2 separate regions of the Mus musculus genome follow, and region 1 is linked to region 2. Evidence: chromatin loops called from intact Hi-C (ENCODE). Cell type or tissue: left cerebral cortex. All regions are shown on one strand. Links, peaks and the distances in the headings refer to the core of each region. The heading gives the core; the rest is flanking DNA. Region 1 has its middle 120 kb from the start of Gm34446. Region 2 has its middle 53 kb from the start of Gm34446.

Evidence for each region. A loop is a pair of places that touch in the nucleus more often than their neighbours do. Peaks named below come from ENCODE experiments on the same cell type or tissue, not always from the same donor. Only the 100,000 strongest peaks of a DNase experiment are listed, where the experiment ranks them.
Region 1: a loop joins it to region 2, with 2.4 times the contacts of the local background. A loop is called at or near these places in 2 of 42 quality-filtered maps.

What each region holds. Positions count from the first base shown.
Region 1 is chr15:51,199,409-51,209,234 of GRCm38, reverse strand. No RefSeq gene overlaps it. Among named protein-coding and RNA genes, the nearest start is that of Gm34446, 120 kb to the right of the region's middle. In left cerebral cortex, for the core only: no CTCF peak of the experiment used is centred there; DNase peaks (open chromatin) are centred at 2,306, 2,996, 3,712, 5,680 and 1 more place; H3K27ac peaks cover 2,440 bases.
Region 2 is chr15:51,129,510-51,139,576 of GRCm38, reverse strand. No RefSeq gene overlaps it. Among named protein-coding and RNA genes, the nearest start is that of Gm34446, 53 kb to the right of the region's middle. In left cerebral cortex, for the core only: no CTCF peak of the experiment used is centred there; DNase peaks (open chromatin) are centred at 967, 3,227 and 4,040; H3K27ac peaks cover 245 bases.

The DNA.
Region 1 (9,826 bases), core at 1-8,000, 70 kb before region 2:
TGTAAAATAGCAAAATAATAAAAATTTGATAACTTGAAGACATGTACTTTATGCCCTAGGAAAGCCACTAAAATATTTAAAAGATATTTAAATAACAATTAATATGAAAAAGCATAGTACTGTGGGTAACATTCAACAGACACAACACAAAATAAATAACAAATTAAAAATGTGGGAAGGAAAGAACCACACGAAACAAACTCCGGAGTATACTTACACAAAATAAATAGACTTCAGGGTTCAGCTGTCTTTTGTCCACAAGACAAAGATAAAACAGCAAAGTTTTAAATGTCTCATAGAAAGTTCTGAGAAAAAGCTCTGTTTGACCAAAAGAAAGCCCTTGATCCTGTCTAATGTGGAGGAATGAAGTACTTGGGAGAAGAGACATCATTACAAAGGAGAATATCACATAATGAAAGTACCAGTTCCCCAACAATATGTCACGATAGCCAATGTACACTGATGGGTGAACCACATGACCTCAAAATGCACAGACTGAGAAGTCACAAAACTCAGATGGGGTATTGCAAACAAAAGTAGTCGGAGATGTCCGTCCTACTTTTAGTAACTAATAGAATTAGTAGCAAAACAATCGAACAAACAAAAAAGGCCCCCCCAAATCAGAGGAGACAGAATGAACAATGTCAGGACTAAAAGAAGATACAAGACAAAATTGTTATAGACAACTGAAGAACAGTAAAAAATGACTCTAATCGAACGGTATACTGGCAGTGGACTTGATCATAATAATAAATGCTGGCAAGAACAAAGAGCAGTCGTAAGGTCATATGTTATCTTACTGGTGGAATATAAAAATGATACAGATGCTGCAAAAAATTATCTGTTAGTTTCTTAAAACATTAAATTAAATGTTCTTATAAAATATTCTAAGCATTGTTCCTCTGGGCGTATAGTCCTGGGAAATGAAAGTTTTACTCATGCAAAAACTTTTATGTGTATACACATACAGGTTCTACTTACAGTGTTTTAATTATATATAAGAAGCAATGCAAGTGTCATGAAATTGTTAATGAGGGGGAACTGTGTGGTTCATTTGTAAAATGGAGCAGTATTCAACAAGGGAAAGAAACAGGTTGCTTACTGGGGCATATGGGAACAGAATGAACTCTAAATGTTTACTGCTAGATGAAAGAAGACAGATATGGAAGGCTACTAAAGGTGAGGTTGTATTCATATGATATGTGACAACTCTTAACACTATAGAGAATCATAAACCAAACCTGTGCTGATGAAACTATACATTTATGTCTGTGGTGTTCACAACTGTTTGGAGTAGAACTCTCCAAGTGGAGATGTAGCTCTAAACACTTTTCAGAAGTGTGTGTTTTTCTGTTGGACAAACATATGTAAACCTTCATATCAAGAAGATGGACATGTTGTAGATGAGAAAGGTGTGCAGGTCACACATTTCAAGGAGTAGGGAATAGTAAATGCTTAAAGGAGCCCCATGGTTCTGGGTTGGAGTTGTGGAATTGTTTGAGTAGACTGAAGTTAGTAACAAGTGGGGCCTTAGCTCTATCCACAAAGAAGAATAAGAAGAATTGGCAATAGCCAGAAGCAGTAAGGTATACCTAATGTCCAAGTCATGGTTTGTCAATATCAGTCTCTTATAAAGAAAAATGTGTTATTTGGAGAACTGGTTGATTCTAAGATTTGGAATAATCTTGGAGCATCTTAGGATACCAAGCACCAGAGGTGGAATAGAAAGAAGGAAACAAGAGAAGAATGAACATAGGAGGGAGAGGGGATGATGAAAAAAGGGAGGAGGCATGGAGGGAGGAGGGCAAGACACTTTCATGTGATGCAGAATTTCTGGATTAGACTGTAGAAAAGAACAGGAATATTCATGGAAAGCTGTTAAAGTTCAAATAAATTATGAAAGGTATGTGGAAAATTTCTGTACTGACAAGCTTCTTTAGGTCTAAAATTATCTCATTATCTTCAAAAGCAGTTAGCATTCACATTAAAAAAGAAAGATTAGCATACAACTTATAAACCCCAGAACGGATTCTTCCAGACTGCCAGTCAGTTAAGGAAGGTTTGGGGGTATAGTTTAATCTAAAAGTGCCAAAGAAATTATTGGGCAATGAACTGCATAAGTTGTTGAGAGCATTGTTGTCCCTGAAGAACCTGAAAGACAGGGTATAAGTCAACAACTGCCTTGAAGGACAGAGGCTTGATTTTTTTTTTTAAGGAAGCCTGGGAGTTCTCTCTGAGCATTTAGCCACATGGAAGATTCCAGAAATAACTTCACACTGTGATTTAGCCTGTGCATTTGTATGTAGGTTAATGGAAGTCTCCACCGTTCAACTGCAATGTCTTATAGTCAAACGTAAAATTTGGAAACATTAAAAGGAAGCACACATCAGGAAATCTTGGTTATGAATTGAATATACACAAGGTTTTATATTTTCCCCCTTATTCATTACAGTCCATTTTAAGCTCAAGTGGTTTCCCATCTGGACTAAGAAATTGCACTGCTGAAATGTTAATGCTTTTTTTTTCTTGCTATTGTTTTATTATAATTCATTTTGAAGAGGTTTACAATCTAGCAGATTAGAAAGTCTACTGAATTGACAGAGCTCATGCGTTAAACAATTGATTCTTCTGAGGGGGTGGAAGCTACCAATGGAACAATCTGGATATCAGCAGGTTTTTTCCCTCATGTGACAAAATCCGTAAGTCTTTGATTGTTTTTCCTAGCCTGATTTTATTTTTTAGATTTTTTTCCCCTCAGTTTGATTCATAAAAAAAAAAAAAAAAGCTGCACCAGGAAACAATCTAACTTTGCAGCAGAACCTTGACCCAGGAGTTGAGGGGGTATTCCATTTCTGATTCAGAGAGTAATTCCATAGACTGCTCTCTTCATTTTCCATTTCACTTCTAGTCTCTTTTTCTCTGTTAATTTTCTTCTTGGAAGCTTTGCAGCTGAAACACAGGTGGGCGGGTGTGGAGGTTGTGGTTTCCTTTTCAGGGTTCCGTCTACATTGCTTTAAATCTCCTCTGATTTGAGCAGCCTGTCTGATCCTTTTAGTATTTATGTTAAGGGTGGACACAAAGGACTATGGTAGCCCAGAGAAGCAGATTGTTAAAAGTAGGTCTCATTGTCTGCAGAACTGTGAAAATGATAAATGACTAAGAATAAATACTTTATGTTGTTCGAACTACTGCGCTCTTATTATTTTAAATGATAATACAGCTAGCCTGTGATTGAGTGAGCTTTTTTATTTTTTCACTCAGAGAATTAGTCAAGATCTAGTTACATAACCAAGGCAAGAGAGGGAAAGGCCGATTGAGGAAGAGCAGAAAAGGAAGGGAAAAAAGTTGCTGGTTATTTTTCAATTGCTGTTGTTAATTCAATTGTAAAGTTTGAATTGAATAGGAAATATTCTCCTAACAAATGCATAGTGATTGCTTCATGCAGGAGGATGAACTTTGCTATGGAGACAAATGAGTCAAAGTTCATTTTTAAAATTGTGCCTACGATAATTATAGTTCCTATCCTTAAGGACCACGGGTAAGATAGGGTTTTTTAAAACCTTCCCCATTTTGTAATAGTTGACATTTCCCACAGGCTTCATCTTGATGAAGAATATAAAGCTTCCTCTGCCTTTATACCCTCCACCCAGTCTGGACCCCGATGTTCGCTCCATCAGCAGTCTGTGCCACACAGCCTTTGCTAAGAAGGTTTATACGGATTTCATAGGATTTTCAGCAAATGAAGCTGGTACTTTTCTCTACTACATGGATCATTCTTTTCTTCTCTTTCATGCTTTTGTAGTATGGTGTGCAAGGCACATGTTCAGATAGTAGTCTTCTGACTCTGCATTAAAACACATCTGTAGAAGTCAGTTGGAACCATAAAAAAAACACACTAATAGTAAGCCAGTAATGACCACAATAGTGACCGCTCTCCTGTCGGTACATCCATTCTGTACTCTCAATAGCTACTTCCTTGTCAAATCTTCTTTGTGACTGTTCAACATGCCCATTGTCATGGCCAGTTGAATTTAGGTCACTTGCAGGATCATGGGTAAAATTATACACATAATTTATTAGATGAATTAATATTAGCTAAATGAGAAAATACAGAAATTATTTTTAACACAGGATTATTCTAATCCTGGAGTATACTGAGCCCTCTCAACAATTTAATACAAAAAAGGCAGTCATATGCACAAAATATAAGGTGATTTTTGTTTAAGTGTATATTTTTAATATAGCCCCTTTCAATTCTGCACTCCATTTCCAGTCATTGTAAGCCTTTTTTATTTTGATATAAAAAGCACAAAGAAACAAGAAAGAAGAAAGAAAGAAAGAAAGAAAGAAAGAAAGAAAGAAAGAAAGAAAGAGGGAGGGAGGGAGGGAGGGAGGGAGGGAGGGAGGGAGGAAGGGTGGAAGGTAGGAAGGAAGGAGGGAAGGAAGGAAGGAAGGAAGGAAGGAAGGAAGGAAGGAAGGAATAGAAAAGAGAGCTATATAGGTTTTACATCTTTTAGGTGACATGTTCCATAAACCTTAAATCTGATGAAAATTTTTGTGAGTTTCTAGTATAGCTATTTATATCATTCTAATGAAACAAGACTGGAAGTTCAGAAGAGTAAAATCATATTGTATTAGTAAAAGTGTCACTTAGAAAATTTATGTTTAATATATAAATTCAACCAGATGCTTCAGACATCATGATTTAACATAATGACGGTAGGTTAGACAAGAACCACACCTACATAATTTCCCCAGATTTGTCTTTATTGGTTCCAATTTGATACTTTAAGGATTTATTAGACTTGTTTTAGACATAGTTATGTTTAATATAGATGAAAAAACTCCAGAGAAAGAGCAAGCAAAGCATCAATTTGTACATTCAAAATGTATGCTAACGATAGCTAGAATTATGATGTAATCACAAAAGTATGGTAAGAAAACAGAGAAGAGGAAAATAAAAGGCCTACTTCTCCTCTCTTATGTGTTGTGGTGGAGAACATTACAGTAAATACTTGAAACCTTACTAAGAATGAAAGGAACCCAGAAATGAAATTGAATACCCAGAGAGAAGGGCTGCTTACTTCAGGCTTCTCTTGTACTTGATTACTAAAGGAAACTTAATGGACATGGGCAGACAACTTTTTACCACACTGTATATGGATGTAGTTCTGAACATACAATATTTCATAACACGTTCAAGAGAAGAGCATCATCCAAAAGAGAGGAACTATTTTAGAAAGAACACTCTGGAAAGATAAGATTCACCTATAAAAGTTATCATTTTTAGATGTGTATGGAAGTACAGTTATAACATACAACACATTAAACATATTATAACATACAACAAATTAAAAATAATGCCTCTTTTTGAAATAGACTTTTAGCCAGATTGGTATGCATATGTGCACGTGTGTGAGTATGTATGTGTGTGTGTGTGCATGTATGTGCATGTGTGTGTGTGTGTGCATGTATGTGCATGTGTGTGTGTATGCATGTATGTGCATGTGTGTGTGTGGTGGTGGTGGTAGTCTTTTACTATATGGAAGAAGCTCATGCTGGCCAGCATGGGCAAAGAAAGAAGGTGACCCCTTCACTGTGAGTCTGTGGACACAGTCTAACTACATCTGCTCAGATACTGCCATTGCTTCCAACATTGATGTTCTCAAATGGGTAATGTGGATCTGAGCCAGAGGACGGCTGGCTCTTTTCAACATTGCTAGTTGCTAAGGAAAGAAAATGATTTTTTTAATATAAATTTTAAATATAAAATTTGAGGATCTTCCAACAAAATCCTACATCTGTGACTGAAAGAGGCACTCGTTTCACAAGAAGATAAATAAATGAAGGCTGTTGTAAACTAAGAAAAATAAGCATGGGGCCTCTGCTTAGGTGACACTTTCTCTGAATTTTGATTTGACTGTTTTGAGAGCACTTTGAGGTTCACAGAAAAACTGTGATGTCCCATGTACACCCCAAGTGTGTAGCCTTTGCCACTGCCTGCATCGCCACTGAAGGAGCACATTTCTTTTTTTTTTCCTGGTATACATATTTATTTGTTTTTTTTTCCATTTTTTATTAGGTATTTAGCTCATTTACATTTCCAATGCTATACCAAAAGTCCCCCATACCCACCCACCCCCACTCCCCTACCCACCCACTCCCCCTTTTTGGCCCTGGCGTTCCCCTGTACTGGGGCATATAAAGTTTGCGTGTCCAATGGGCCTCTCTTTCCAGTGATGGCCGACTAGGCCATCTTTTGATACATATGCAGCTAGAGTCAAGAGCTCCGGGGTACTGGTTAGTTCTTAATGTTGTTCCACCTATAGGGTTGCAGATCCCTTTAGCTGAAGGAGCACATTTCTAACAGTTGATGAATCTATCCTGACATGTAGCTGCCACTTCACCATGGTGTACATCACAGTCATCTTTCCTGGTGTGCATTTTGCAGACAGACTTTCTGTGATTAAACGAGCATGCCTTACAATTTTCTGCACAGCTTTCTGTAGCACTTTCCCAGAGTGCTTCTGAAGATTAAATGAACTAATGTTACATTTGCATAGTATTAAACACCTTGCTATTCCTAGTTAGACTTTTCTTTTTAAAATCTCATATAAGTTATCTTTATGCTATTAGTTTAAAAAACAAATACAAATCTTCACATTAGTATTTAATAATTTAATTACTTTCCTCTGAGGCTAATAAAAATCTAAGCTTCTAGTGTTTATCTCTCTTTCTCTCTATTTTGTTTTGCAAGCTAAAATGATAGATTAGCACTCAGTAATTCTTAGGGAAAAAATGAGCAGTTGGTGGTGTGGTCTTTCCAGACCACATGGCATGATCTCTGCAATACAGGACATTTTTCTAAGATGCAGCCAAATCTTTGTTATGGAATGAAAGTGTCAGCAGTGCCAGGAGTGAGTTCCAAAGGACACAGGCCATCAGGATATGACCTTTTTCTGTGTGAACAGTGACAGCTAGATGGATTCTTGTGGGCCATTAACTATGAACCATGAGATAGACCTCAATGGTCTTTTAAGATCAATAGTGTCATTAGAGGAGCACTGTTATAGGATGTAACTAATCTTTTGGGCAGTATGTTTTGAATTTTATATATTTCGCATCTATTATCACTTCCTTTTAAATCATCTTTATTAAAATATAGCTCAGTTCATATTCAGTCCATGCCCTTAACACATCTTACCCAAAAGTTCTCATTATGACTAAGTTGGACAACTATCAGTCTAATCAAATCGAGACTCCCATCATATATTAAAGGAACTCAATAACAAAAAGTAGTTATGAAGTGTGCCTCAACATTTCTAACTCCTTTACCTCAAATTTCCCTACTTTTGCACGTCCTGGTAATACCTTATGGGATTTTGAAACAACCAATGCCATTACTTTATCATTCTGTTAGCATTAAAATATTGAATTCATTAAGCATGAAAAAACGAAGTGATCCATCCAATGTATGGCTGTGAGCATCCACTTCTGTATTTGTCAGGCACTGGCAAAGCCTCTCAGGAGACAGCTATATCAGGCTCCTGTTAGCAAGCTCTTGTTGGCATCCACAATAGTGTCTGGGTTTGGTGGTTGTTTATGGGATGGAACCCCAGGTGGGGCAGTCTCTGGATGGTCATTCTCTGCTTCGAACTTTGTCTCTGTAACTCCTCCCATGGGTATTTTGTTTCCCCTTCTAAGAAGGATCGAAGTATCTACATTTGGTTTTCCTTCTTGAGTTTCATGTGTTTTGCAAATTGGTCCCCAATGAAGGATCTAAAGAAAGTATCCAAGAGCTGAAGGGGTTTGCAGCGCCATAGAAGGAACAACAATATGAACTAACCAGTACCCCCAGAGTTTCCTGGGACTAAACCACCAATCAAATAAGAAACATGGTGGGGCATCATGGCTCTAGCTGCCTATGTAACAGGGGATTGCCTAGTCGGTCATCAATGGGAGGAGAGACCTTTGGTCCTGTGAAGATTCTATGACCCAGTATAGGAGAATGCCAGGGCCAGGAAGAGGGAATGGGTGGGTTGGGGAGCAGGGAGAGGTGGATAAGGAGGGGGAGAGGTGGATAAGGATAGGGGATTTTCGGAGGGGAAATTAGAAAAGGGGATAACATTTGAAATGTAAATAAAGAAATATCTAATAAAAATAAATAAAGAAAAAAAAAGGAAAAGAAAAGACGAAGTGAGCTCATGAGTTCATAGATCATACCAATCATCAGGGGCAACCTTTGTCCTTCAGCGCCTCAACAGACTAAAGGAAGGAAGTGGAAAGAGCTTCATTGCAATCTAGCCCCTAGAGCTTTTGTTCTGCTTCTGCTAGTATGTACCTAACACTGGGCAATTAGCAGCAGCTAGTGTCAAAGCACATGAGCTCAATGTGGTGGCACACACACCTGTAATCACAGTACTGGGAGGGAAAAGCATGCAAATCTTTGAGTTTATGACCAGCCTGGACTTTAGAGTGAAATGCAGGGCAGTCAGAACTAGAGAGAGACACTGTCTTGAAAACCCAACAAACAAACAAGCAAAATAAAACAAAAAAATCACTTAGAATGCTTTCAGTGTTCCAGATAAGTATGAATATAAACATTTTTACATTAGGACTTTCTAAGGGAGAGTCCTAATGCGCGTATTTCCAGTGGGAGTATTATTTGAGTGACTTAAAAACTATGAGTCTTTAAACTATCTTGATTTTCCCCTGTATTTAAAAAAGATAAAGTTATTAGTCAAAGTCTTTTAAATATTCAGAATGGACCAAGTTCCTTAATAAGTACCTTTATCTAAGTAAATACAGTGAATTCATTTTTTTTTTTAAAGAGCCTTACAGTTTGTATGGATAAAGAATAAATTTTTTTCCAGGACATCTGTAATTCTGCCTGATGTGGGGGAGAATTTCCTAACAACTGGTCAGGCTTCTGAAAAATCTTTAATTATTATATACTGATTATGGATAGCAATGGATTTTATTCTGACATTTTTCGTCTATATATAAAATGTGATCTGATTTAATTTATTCCCCGGTCTCTCTTCTCATCCCATTCCATTTCTTTCTTTCCTATACAGTTCCCCTCCTACATTCATCTCTGTTGTTCTTCCTTCTTTTCCTTTCTTCTTCCTTCCTCACCTCATCTCTCCACACATCCCTATCTCCCCCTCCTCCTCCCTCTCTGTCCCCCACTCTCTCTGATCCAATGAGTTTAATTAGCACTGCTTACAAGAGTATATGTGAGGACAACTTTCCAGTGGTTATATGAAGCAAGTGACTTGTCCTTTCCAGGGAACCAGAATCTATTTATAGTTATCCAGCAAGGAGTGGTTATAACCTTGTCCTTTTCCCCATCACCCCAGTGCCTGAGTGTTGACTCGGAGGCTAGTTATTTATTTAAAAAGGTGTCAGACATAAACTAGGCTTATTCCCCTACTAGCTCATAACCCCCTTTAAACTATTCTTTGTCTGCCACGTGACTTGTTACCTGTTCTTATTTCCATACAATGGATAAACTTCCTTCCAGTAGAGGTGACAAATCTTCCTGGTCCTATCTCCCAGAATTCCCCTTTCTCTACCAGAATTCCAACCTTCAAATTCCTGCCTGTTGCTAATAGGCCATCAACCTTTTAATTGACAGGTGATGCTTCCCCACAGTACCGAAGAGATTATTACCTCTCCAGGTGTAGCTGCAGGAGCTCCACCATAATCCTTTATGGATCACTGATAACTGCAATTCCATGCAAGACTTGTGAGAGTAACCTCAGCTGTTTTGAGTTCAAGAATAAAAAGACCATGTCATATCCAGAAGAAAGCATCTCGATAA
Region 2 (10,067 bases), core at 1-8,000:
TTTTTAATAGTGTATCTTAGAGAAGCTGGATATAACTGGATGTGAGCCAGTCAATCAATATTTAGTGACCAATTTGATATATTAGCAATACTTTCAGAGAAATGTGATTGCTACAAGCTTCGGACCTTTTCACAAAATAACTCCCCCTGACAATATTTGTAAACAAAACAAACCCATTGTTTCTAAAATTCAAACTGGAAACAATTAAGCAATGAATACAAATGGTAATCATTTTGAATAAAGAAAGTAACTTTGTGCCTGGCTACAGCCTCTAGCAGTGATTATTTTCAAGACAACTTCACTTATTCTATGCGTATATGTGTGTACCATGTGAACACAGTTGCCAACAGAGGCAAGAAAGGATATGAAATCTCCTGGAACTCGAGTTACAGACTGTTGTAAGCAGTCTAATGTGAACTCTGTGACCCAAATCTGGGCCTCTGAGCCATCTCTCAGGCCTCCTAACAACGATGGTTAAGTTACTGTATTGATGTATATTTCACACATCCCCCCCAAAAAAAAACCTGTGCTCTGACTCAACTGAACGGAACAATTGTCAGCTATAAGACATTTTTACATTCCTCATGCCAAATGACAGCTGTTTCCACCTCTGTGTAGCCATCAGTTTGTTTTCTGTTGTATAAGTATTCTTTCTCTGGACATACTTTAAGCACAGAATCTTATTATGTAACTCCTGTGCCTGAATTTTCTCTTTTCACTTGGGATTTATTGGGTTTCATCTTGACAATAACAGGCATTGTCTTCAGCTTATTTTCCTTGGCAAGTACTATTCCACAATAAGGATAATTTAATGTACCAGTGAATTTGAAATCATCTTTCACTGGACAGTTATAAGCTGTATAGGCTATTGAATGAGGTGGACATGTTTCCACATTCATCAGTTAACACACGTGTCCCTATAACTAAAAAGAACTGGAAAGCCAGTGACCCATGGGACTTACATTTAGGCAATTGTTCAAAAAGTACTTCCTGGGACCACGTTCTATATCATGTGCTCTGCTGCCCCTGATCAGGTGAGCAGAAACAAGGCCAAGAAACTGCTGGTCCTTGGGTAAGGTCTTTTAGCAGAGATGAGCTTTAAATAAATCAATAAAAACATCAGGTTGAAAATGAGGTGAGAGCTACCACACTAAGTTCATAGCACTGTGCAGCAAGGAGCAGATGCATCCAGGCAAGTCTGAGACTTGGGAAAGATTTTTCTATCAATGGTTTCATTTAAACTGAGATCTGAAGGACAAAATATTTGGACAGGTTTACTAAAAATAAGGAAGTGTTCTGTTCAAGAGACAGACTTGGGAAGGGCTGATGAGCACTGGAGCTGACAAGATGCTAGGGTAGCAGAAGTACAGGGTGCACAAGGAGCTGGGTAAGCGACAGAGGCCGGGCTGTGCAGTGCTTTGTGGACGTTGCTAGTGTTGGGGGTTTTAGCTTGCAGACAGAGATAGCCAGTGGAGTATTTAGAACAGAAAAAGCAATATGATAGCACTTTTTTTGTTCGAAATCAAAAAAAATTATCCTTGCTGTTTGAGAGAGAATAAAACACAGCCTTGGAAGATGGTTTAATGGCTAAGTTGCCTGCTGTACAAGCATGACGGTTGGTGTTCAGATCTCCTAGTATCCATGAAAAAGTTGTTAGTGCATATCTGTAATGTCAGAATGATGGAGGCAAATAAATCCTGGAGGCTCAGTAGCCAGCCAGTCTAATTGAATTGGGGAACTCCAGGTTTAGAGAGAGATCCTGTCTCAAAATACCATGGAGATTAATAGAGGAAGATGCTTAAAGTTGAACTGATCCCCGTGCTTATATGTACAAGAAAATGTAATCACCATAAACATATGGACAGGTATATACATATAATAAACACCAATAAACATTTACCATACATAGCATATACATACATATATATCATGGATACACATCACACACACACACACACCCATACATACATGCACACACCACATACTCTCTCTCTCTCTCTCTCTCTCTCTCTCTCTCTCTCTCTCTCTCTCTCTCACACACACACACACACACACACACACACACACACACACACACACAAGCCAGAGGTAGTACATGCACATGAAAATCAAAAGGGAGGATCAATGCATGAACCTTCTCCATATTGTAACAAATGAGTAGCATGAGCTCATATGCAATCTCTCCCCGATAACTAATGTGCCCACCACCTAAACTGTACCTACTACTGGTTAGAAGAAACTCTTCTGGGTAGTCATCAAAAATAATTATTTTGGAGAGATATTAGCATGCCGGGATCCATGGCTACATGGCGTTGTTTAGCATGTGATCCTCAAAATGTGAGATGAAATGCAATTGCCACTGTAACCATATGAGTAGGTGGGAAATTTAAAAGTTGGCTGGGTTATGGGAGTATTGCCTTTACCAGTGAATCAATACCATCATCAGGAGTAGGTTAGTTGGTACTGAGACGGATAAGGTTTCTTTGCTGTTTTGTAGAGTGTCTATTGTTATTATGTGTGACAAAGTGTATAGTTGGTGCCATGTTCTTGAACTTCCCAGCCTCCAGAATTAGGAGCTAAATAAACTTGCACTGTGTATAATTTGTGGAGGTCTATGGAATTCTCTGATAACAGTGGAAAATAGACTGGAAAAACACCTTTTGTGTTTGCTTCATGTTAGCTATGAGGTAAAATTAAACGAAATACTTAATGAGAAACAAATGGAATAACATTATGCTGTATATGTGAGTACATGTGATCTATAGATAAAATGAAATACTGCACAGCCATGAAAATGAACCAGGAATGCTGGTGTACATCCTTAACGCCAATACTTGATATGCAGAAGTAGAGGGATCACATTGCTTGACATGAGCCTGAGGTACAGAGTAAGGTTCATTTTCCAAACTCCAAGGATTGATGATCGGGTGGTAGACTGCTTGATTTGCATGCACAAAGTTAAAAACAGCATGGTTAGCTGAGGAAGAGGACACGGAGTCAAAACGGATGTTTAGATTCTGTATCAAAAAACGAACCTGGACTTCCACTTCCAGCTACTGGTGAAGCTGTTGGAGGAATGTTATTACATCAGGACTGCTCAACACCTGCTGAGTGATTTCCTCTTTCACCAGCCTTAAATTTGCTTCTCTCATCCCCCAACTCTGCAAAATGTAAGTGTTTCCCTCTGCTCAGGATGGTCTGGTTTTAGAAACAGATCCTCAGATGCACTGCTGACAAGTTTCCCAGATATGCTAGTTCCTCTGTTAAAAAATCTGCCAGCACCTTCTCCAGAGCAGGCAACCAGCATCTGGCCAGAGCAGACTTGAGAGCATTCTCCTTATTAGTGCTCTGTTTCTCCTTTTGTTTAGATGCTTAAAAGGCTCTGTTATTGAAGCATCCTTGAGCCAGTTTAGAGTTTATTGTGTGAATAGCTGCTCGCTACCACATTCATCAAAACATCTGAGTGGGTTTATACCAGCCATGAAATGTCCCTTTGCATTTTAACTAATGGATTAATGGTGCTAATAAACATTTGGGAAAAAGGAAGCAAACACGATAGGATGTTTATTAGACATACTTCTACAATCCTGTTAAAAATAAATGGAATCGTTTAATGATTGAGCGTGCTTGTTTACATTTCAAAGCTGATTAACTTAAATTTAATCTTTGTTTTCTTTCATCAGGTGCTTGCGGAGGTTCTCTGTCATTACTTTAATTAGACGCATTAATAAGTTTTCACGACATCTCTTCACAAGAATTCTATGCAAATTCAAGGAAAGAACCCAAATTGGATGAGGTAGAAGTCTTATTCCCGACATGTTCGATGAATTCTAGCTATTTTTTTTAACATCTTAAAAATTAACTCTGTGTTAATATCTGTTTTGAGTGCTTGCTAGATTCAGGAAGAAAGGGTGATCCATTAAGTTTCTATTTGGGTCTCTTCGTTTTGCCAGCGTTCCCAGGAGCAACTTGAGATCCTTATCTGCATTTCGTATAATGAACCTAAACACTGTGGTGTGGAAAATAAAGAAAAAAAAATTAAACGAGCACGGGTTTGCTTTACAGGAGAGAAAAACACACTGCACTCATACCCATAACACAATTCCATTTTAAGGACAGGTTCATTTCTTATTTTATCTCGAAGGATCATAAAAGAGAACTCAAAGTTCCTTTCTGATTTAGCTATTTCTCTGGTGCCAGATGAGTCCTTACAAGCTTTAGGGAGCTGAACTGTAGTGTAGCTCACTCACTGAAGACGGTGAAGGGGTTGCATATTCTTCAGTTTATAAGTTAGAATAGATATGAAAACTTTGCAAAGATAGCTTTTTGGTTTTTATTACATTTGGCGAATCTGCAACACAGGAATTCATGGATTGATGTATACGTGTTTAGAAACGTGCAGAGGCCATTGCAGTACTGAGCAGTTTAAAGTCTGAGCTTTAGAGTTTCTTTCCTGTTATTGGTGGGAGTTTCATAACTTGATGTGATTTTTTTCCTTTCTTTGGACATGGCTTTTCCTTACACACTTACATAGTGCTTTGAACATAGACTAAGGTTAATCAACATAAAAGCAGTTGAGTCTATCAGCCTCAAGTTTAAGACTCTTAAGAAGCATTGTATAATAAATGACGTCTATTAAAATGGTCTAATTAGTTTTAAGTATTTAACCAGCATTAACAGAGAGATTCAAAACTCAACCTACCTCGACTACATATTAGCTTATAATGACTTAGGGATAATCAGCTTTTCCCAGATGGCTTCACAAGGGAGAGAGGAAATAAAAATAAAACAAGTTTAAGACCAGGTAACTAATTATACACGGATTATTTGTAAACAGTTTCTCTTCTTGGAACAAAAGAAATAAGCTTACTGGAACTGAATCTAAGCTCCCAGGCCTAAACCCAAAACAGACGCATTTTCCTAGAAGAGTGGCCTTATATTCTGGATGAATAATGAGTAACACACTAAGCTAGGCAGTGATAAAAACAAACTGATATTTACTGCAGCAGGTTGAAATTGTCATATTCTGGGGGGTAGGGGGTACAGCCAGAATGGAATCTGTTAACTTTTAGATCTCTGTTTGGTTCTTGAGCCTGAACGCAGAGTAAGATGTTAGGTGTCGGCAGCCCTGTGTCTGTGCCATGCCCTTTCTCTTCTAACCCATTCTGAAGGCCACGGAAGATGAAATTGGAGAAACTAAAAATTCACTCCGTATTTCATATCTTCTCTGGTAATGGTCTGAAAGCTACTTTGGAGTACTGTTTACTTGGAATCCGACCTGCTTACTTTGGAGCAAATTCTGTGTTCTTAGAACCTGTTTCTTCCTTGCCTTCATATTAATTAAAATCTAGTAGCCGCTGTTTGACTAGCTCTCCATTCCTCTCAATAGTTCTTAGAAAGAGGCAACTATAGGAAGGTTCAGACTTAAGAAAGCCAAGTGATTAGCGCAAGTTCAAAAGCAGGACTGTAGGGAGTCAGGAACAAGGCTGCCTGTCTGACTCCACTGCTCCATGCTTAGCACCCACGTATATGAGTGAAATACCTATTAAAAACAATTTCAGAGACAGTGAGGACACTCATATATAAAGATGGCAGAATGCAGGAGGCCACCCTCATTCGTTTCACTAAAACACCTCTGATAGCTAGGTGTCCTTGGTCCCCTCAGTTATGTCTGAAGGGCTTGGCAGTGGTGATGGGCTTGCTGTTGGTGTCCATGTGATTTTGTTGTTCAGAGGCAATATCCTTTTACAGGGATGTGTTGGAAATACTACCCATCCCCCAGAGGTCATCTGTGAAGTATAACAGAGTACATTATCGAAGTCTAAGAAACAAACAAATGAAACAAAACAAAGACAAAGTAAAAAACCAAGGGTTTTTAGGCATTTGAGCAGCAACCTAAGTCAGCCCGTGCTATGTGACAGCAGACAACTGTGCTAAGGACTCAGTATATTTAGTATGGAAAGGCTTATCTATCTTTTTTCACTAACCTTATTTACTCCTGTTTCTTCTTTGTATTTTATTACCATTTTTCTCTTCAGGTTTCCAAACTGATACATTGAGAAAGCAGGACAAGTGGTTCCTGACTTCTTTAGAGATGCTTCTCCTTGACTATAGCCTCACCAAGTGAGCCATCCGCAGTTTTCACGTATGCTTCCTTTGAAAGCAATAGATACCAGAGAAAAAGCCATTAAGTTGAGCTAGTTCAAAGTGGATATCGAAATAAATATTCAACAGGCCACTTATTTTTGTCCATCCCCTCCCTCCCCCTGCCAGTTACACAGCCAAATTCACTTCATATGTAACTTTTGTAGAGGGGTTGTAGTAAGGATCGATTTTGGTAAAATGGTCTATGTCTTTAATAATCATAAGATATTTGTCAGATTCTTGCTGGACAATTGGTATTTTTTGGATGCTCTGTAATATGACTATCCTTTTGATTTTTCTCTCCTCTGTTTCTAATTGCTGGGATACATCCAAGCTTATGGGCGTTCTAAGAAAATGAATAAACACTACAGCCAAATAACACTCAAAAACTGAATACTCAACATGAGTAAAGGCATAACAAAAATTATAAATCAAAATGGGGTCGAACGTATCAAGCATCATAAAAATTCAGAAAATAGCATAATATTTTAATCAATCAAATGTTTGAGGCTCATCTGAAACATTGTTCTTATACTTTTGGCTATATATTTTTAATTGTCTCTTTTATTTACTAAGGAGTTTACTGTTTTTTCTTATAGTGAATAAGAACATATTTCTTTCTCTAGCACAGTTGATCATTTTTGTTTCTACTGCTAATAGAAGAGTTCCAGCTATAATACTTGACACAATAAATGTTATATGGCATGTATATGTGTTAAACATGTAACATTTTTCCATATTTAAGCCACACATTTAGAACATTTTTCATACACTAGCCCCTGTCTCCTGACAGTAGTGCTTGTTGGAACTGTATGTTTGGTATTACTGAATATTTTAAGAGTACCCTTAAGTGCGCAGTTTGTATGAAATATTTGACATTTTCTCCTCCTACTGTTACATGTTGGCAGTGTTCAGATTTTTGAGAAATATTGTGTGGATGGAGACTGTTGGTCTTCCCAAAAGAAAATGAAAATTATTTTCATTTTACTTAATATGTACACTTACGTTATAATTTGGAATTTTTATTATTCATACATAGAAACCATATATACTGCTATATTTGGACTGGTGTTTCTGCTCAACATTCATGTTTTAATGTGTGAGTACAAGTCTACTTAAAGCATAGAGGAGTGAAAGGTGGTTACCTTGTCTGATGGATTGGCTCTGAAGGGTGGGGCATTCCTACCAAGGTCAGAGTGAAACTCAGTAGAGGGCAGAGCTACAATTATTCCCCCATGTTCCCAAGTCCAAGCAGAGCTTTCAAACGTCACAGCCTGCTTTAAAGCATTCTTAGAGAATCAAAGAATAAAGGAATTCTCTTTATGTGATAAAGAGTATCTACTAAAGAATTACCAGCTAGCATTACACCAAAAGGGAAGCTACTGGATGTGCTTGTCTGAGGTCAGGAAGGATGCACACAGAGATAGATCAGGAAGGATGCACAGGTATTTGGTCACTGCTTTCTTGTTCCGCAATGGTGAGATTCAGCTGGGAGATCCATCTGACTCCATCTTCTCAATTTCATTCCTGCTTTACCCTGAAGTTCTAATCGGATAGCTTAGCTCTGAGCTTTTAGATCCTGGTTCAAATAAATGTTCCCTGAGGAAAACTATCCATCCCAGAACACAAGAATAAAACATAAAAATCTTTAAAACTGCTTCCCAGAGTGTTCCCAATTTTATGCGTTTTCTGCTTGTACCGAGTCTCCATTGATTTTGGTTTCTGATGTCTTCATTTTCTATTTTCTTATTTCTTCTTTATTTCAGTAATTAAACAACCAATTATTGTACCAGATGATTTCATAAACAAAAACTCGAAAACTATATTAAGCTGCAACTAAAATAATATGAATTTAACGTTATATTGTGTTCTATTCCGGTTTTCTTCTGTTTTGATGGGTTTTAATAAAGGACAGCAATAACATGAATGATATCTTAAGTTTCTTACATCATTGCTGTGTGAGTTACCTACCTCTATATGACTCCTTTTCTAAGATGTTGTACATAGAAACCACTAGCATTTTGTGATCCTGTAGTTTCTGTGGGTGATGGATACTAGGCGGGGTGGTTTCCCTGATATAGCAATCAGGACATTCTTCTGAGCTGCAGGCTTCGAAGATTTGACTACTACTAAAGGATTTGCTCCCAAGCTCATTCAAGTGGCTGTTGACAGGAGGTCTCAGTGCCTCAGACTTGTGACCTACAGGCCTCTCTTCAAGTCAAGTAGTCAACTTCCTCCAGAGCAGTGACATGCCATCATTGCTGCTGCCCTGTTCTGTTCCTGCAGACCAACTGCAGTATGAAGTTGGATGAATGCCATGTTGACAGATAGGGAAATCTTGCAAGTCATTTTGTCGGGAGGGTTTGGGACAGGACCCTTCCCTGTAACCTACTGCCAGCCTCACACGTATAATCAATCTGTCTCAGCCTTCTGAGTATGAGTACTGGAGGCATCAGGTCTGACCCGTATTTCATTGCAATGACTTTCACTCTGGAAAAATAAACAGAAATAGATAAAGCCAAGAAATGTATTATAATTTGTACTATCATAGCCTAGCAGTTTTTATAAAACTTGGACAACAATTTTCCAATAAGTAAAGTAGGACGTATAAGTGTATATGGCCAGATCATTTAAACAGGAAGAGTCTGTATTAAATTCCAAGTAATTTATCACATTGATGTTAAAAGAGAAGTGGTGTAAAGTCTCACAGTCTTTTAGACTAAATTAAATGTATAGTGGTCGGTGTGCAAAATTTCATCCTTTCAGTCCAAACGTAAGCAAGGAACTCTGGATTTATTTTGAATGAATTAACTCTACTCAAGCCTGGAGTCCAGCTACTGCCTCAGCAGTAATGAAGTGCTAATCTCACGGGTGTGCTGTTTTGTGAGGCAGCCCTCCCGTTTCCTGAGTGGATAAACAAGGAATTTGAAAGCCCAAGAGCTTAATCTATCAAGGAACTGACATTTTCTTATAAAAAAAAAAAGAGCAGACCTACCTGTTTTGGCTATTAGTAAGAGTGAAAATTGCTACAAAGTGAAAGAATGTATCATTTTTAAAAATAGGCCAAGTCCAAGGCTGAATAGAGAGAGTCTTTCTTAGACTCATAGTCTAAAATTGAACACTGTTTGTGGATTCAAAATCAACACATTTACCTACTTGTCAAACACTTTCTACCTGGTAAGACTCCTCTGCTTAAGAATGTAAAGTCATTAGTTGCAAAGCTGAATGGAGCTACAAGCTCTGGTCCACTCAGGTTCCTGTCTGTCACACTATGGATTTCACAGATGTAGAAAACATTCTTGAGGACTGAGTAACTTGTTCAAAGCTAATAAGAGAAGATTGGCTAAAAAGACACAGTTTATATCTCAACTGGCCTAGAATAGAGTCCCATGTGACCTTTGGAGATTTGAGGTCCACATATTTAGATTGTTTCTCTGTAATCAATGAAAAGACTCTCGATCGAATTCCTAAAATCAACAAATAGGATCTAGGCAATTGCATTGCATTTCAAAAATGATTCTGGTCTGTTTAGGAAAAGTATGCTATGACAACGCAGCCTCGACACAGTCTGAATTTTCAAATTGCCCCAAACGTCCATGTGTTAATCAAAGTTCACAGGTAAAAATATAAAGAGGTGGTGCCTCTTTATATGGGAAGGAGATCAGGTGATTAGCCTTCATGCATGGAATTAGCGCATTTGTAAAAGGCTCAAAGGACTTGTGTTCTTCCTCTGTACTCTCTGAGGACATGATGAGATTGTATGAGAAGTTGCTTTATGGGAAAGGAACTCTCAGGAGACATCCAAGTTGCTGGTAACCCCTCTTGGACAGCCCACTCTTAAGAACCCTGAGGAACAAGCCTCTGCTGTTGAAAAACTGTCACATATAAGGTATGTTTGTAATAATAGCTTGAGCCAACTAAAA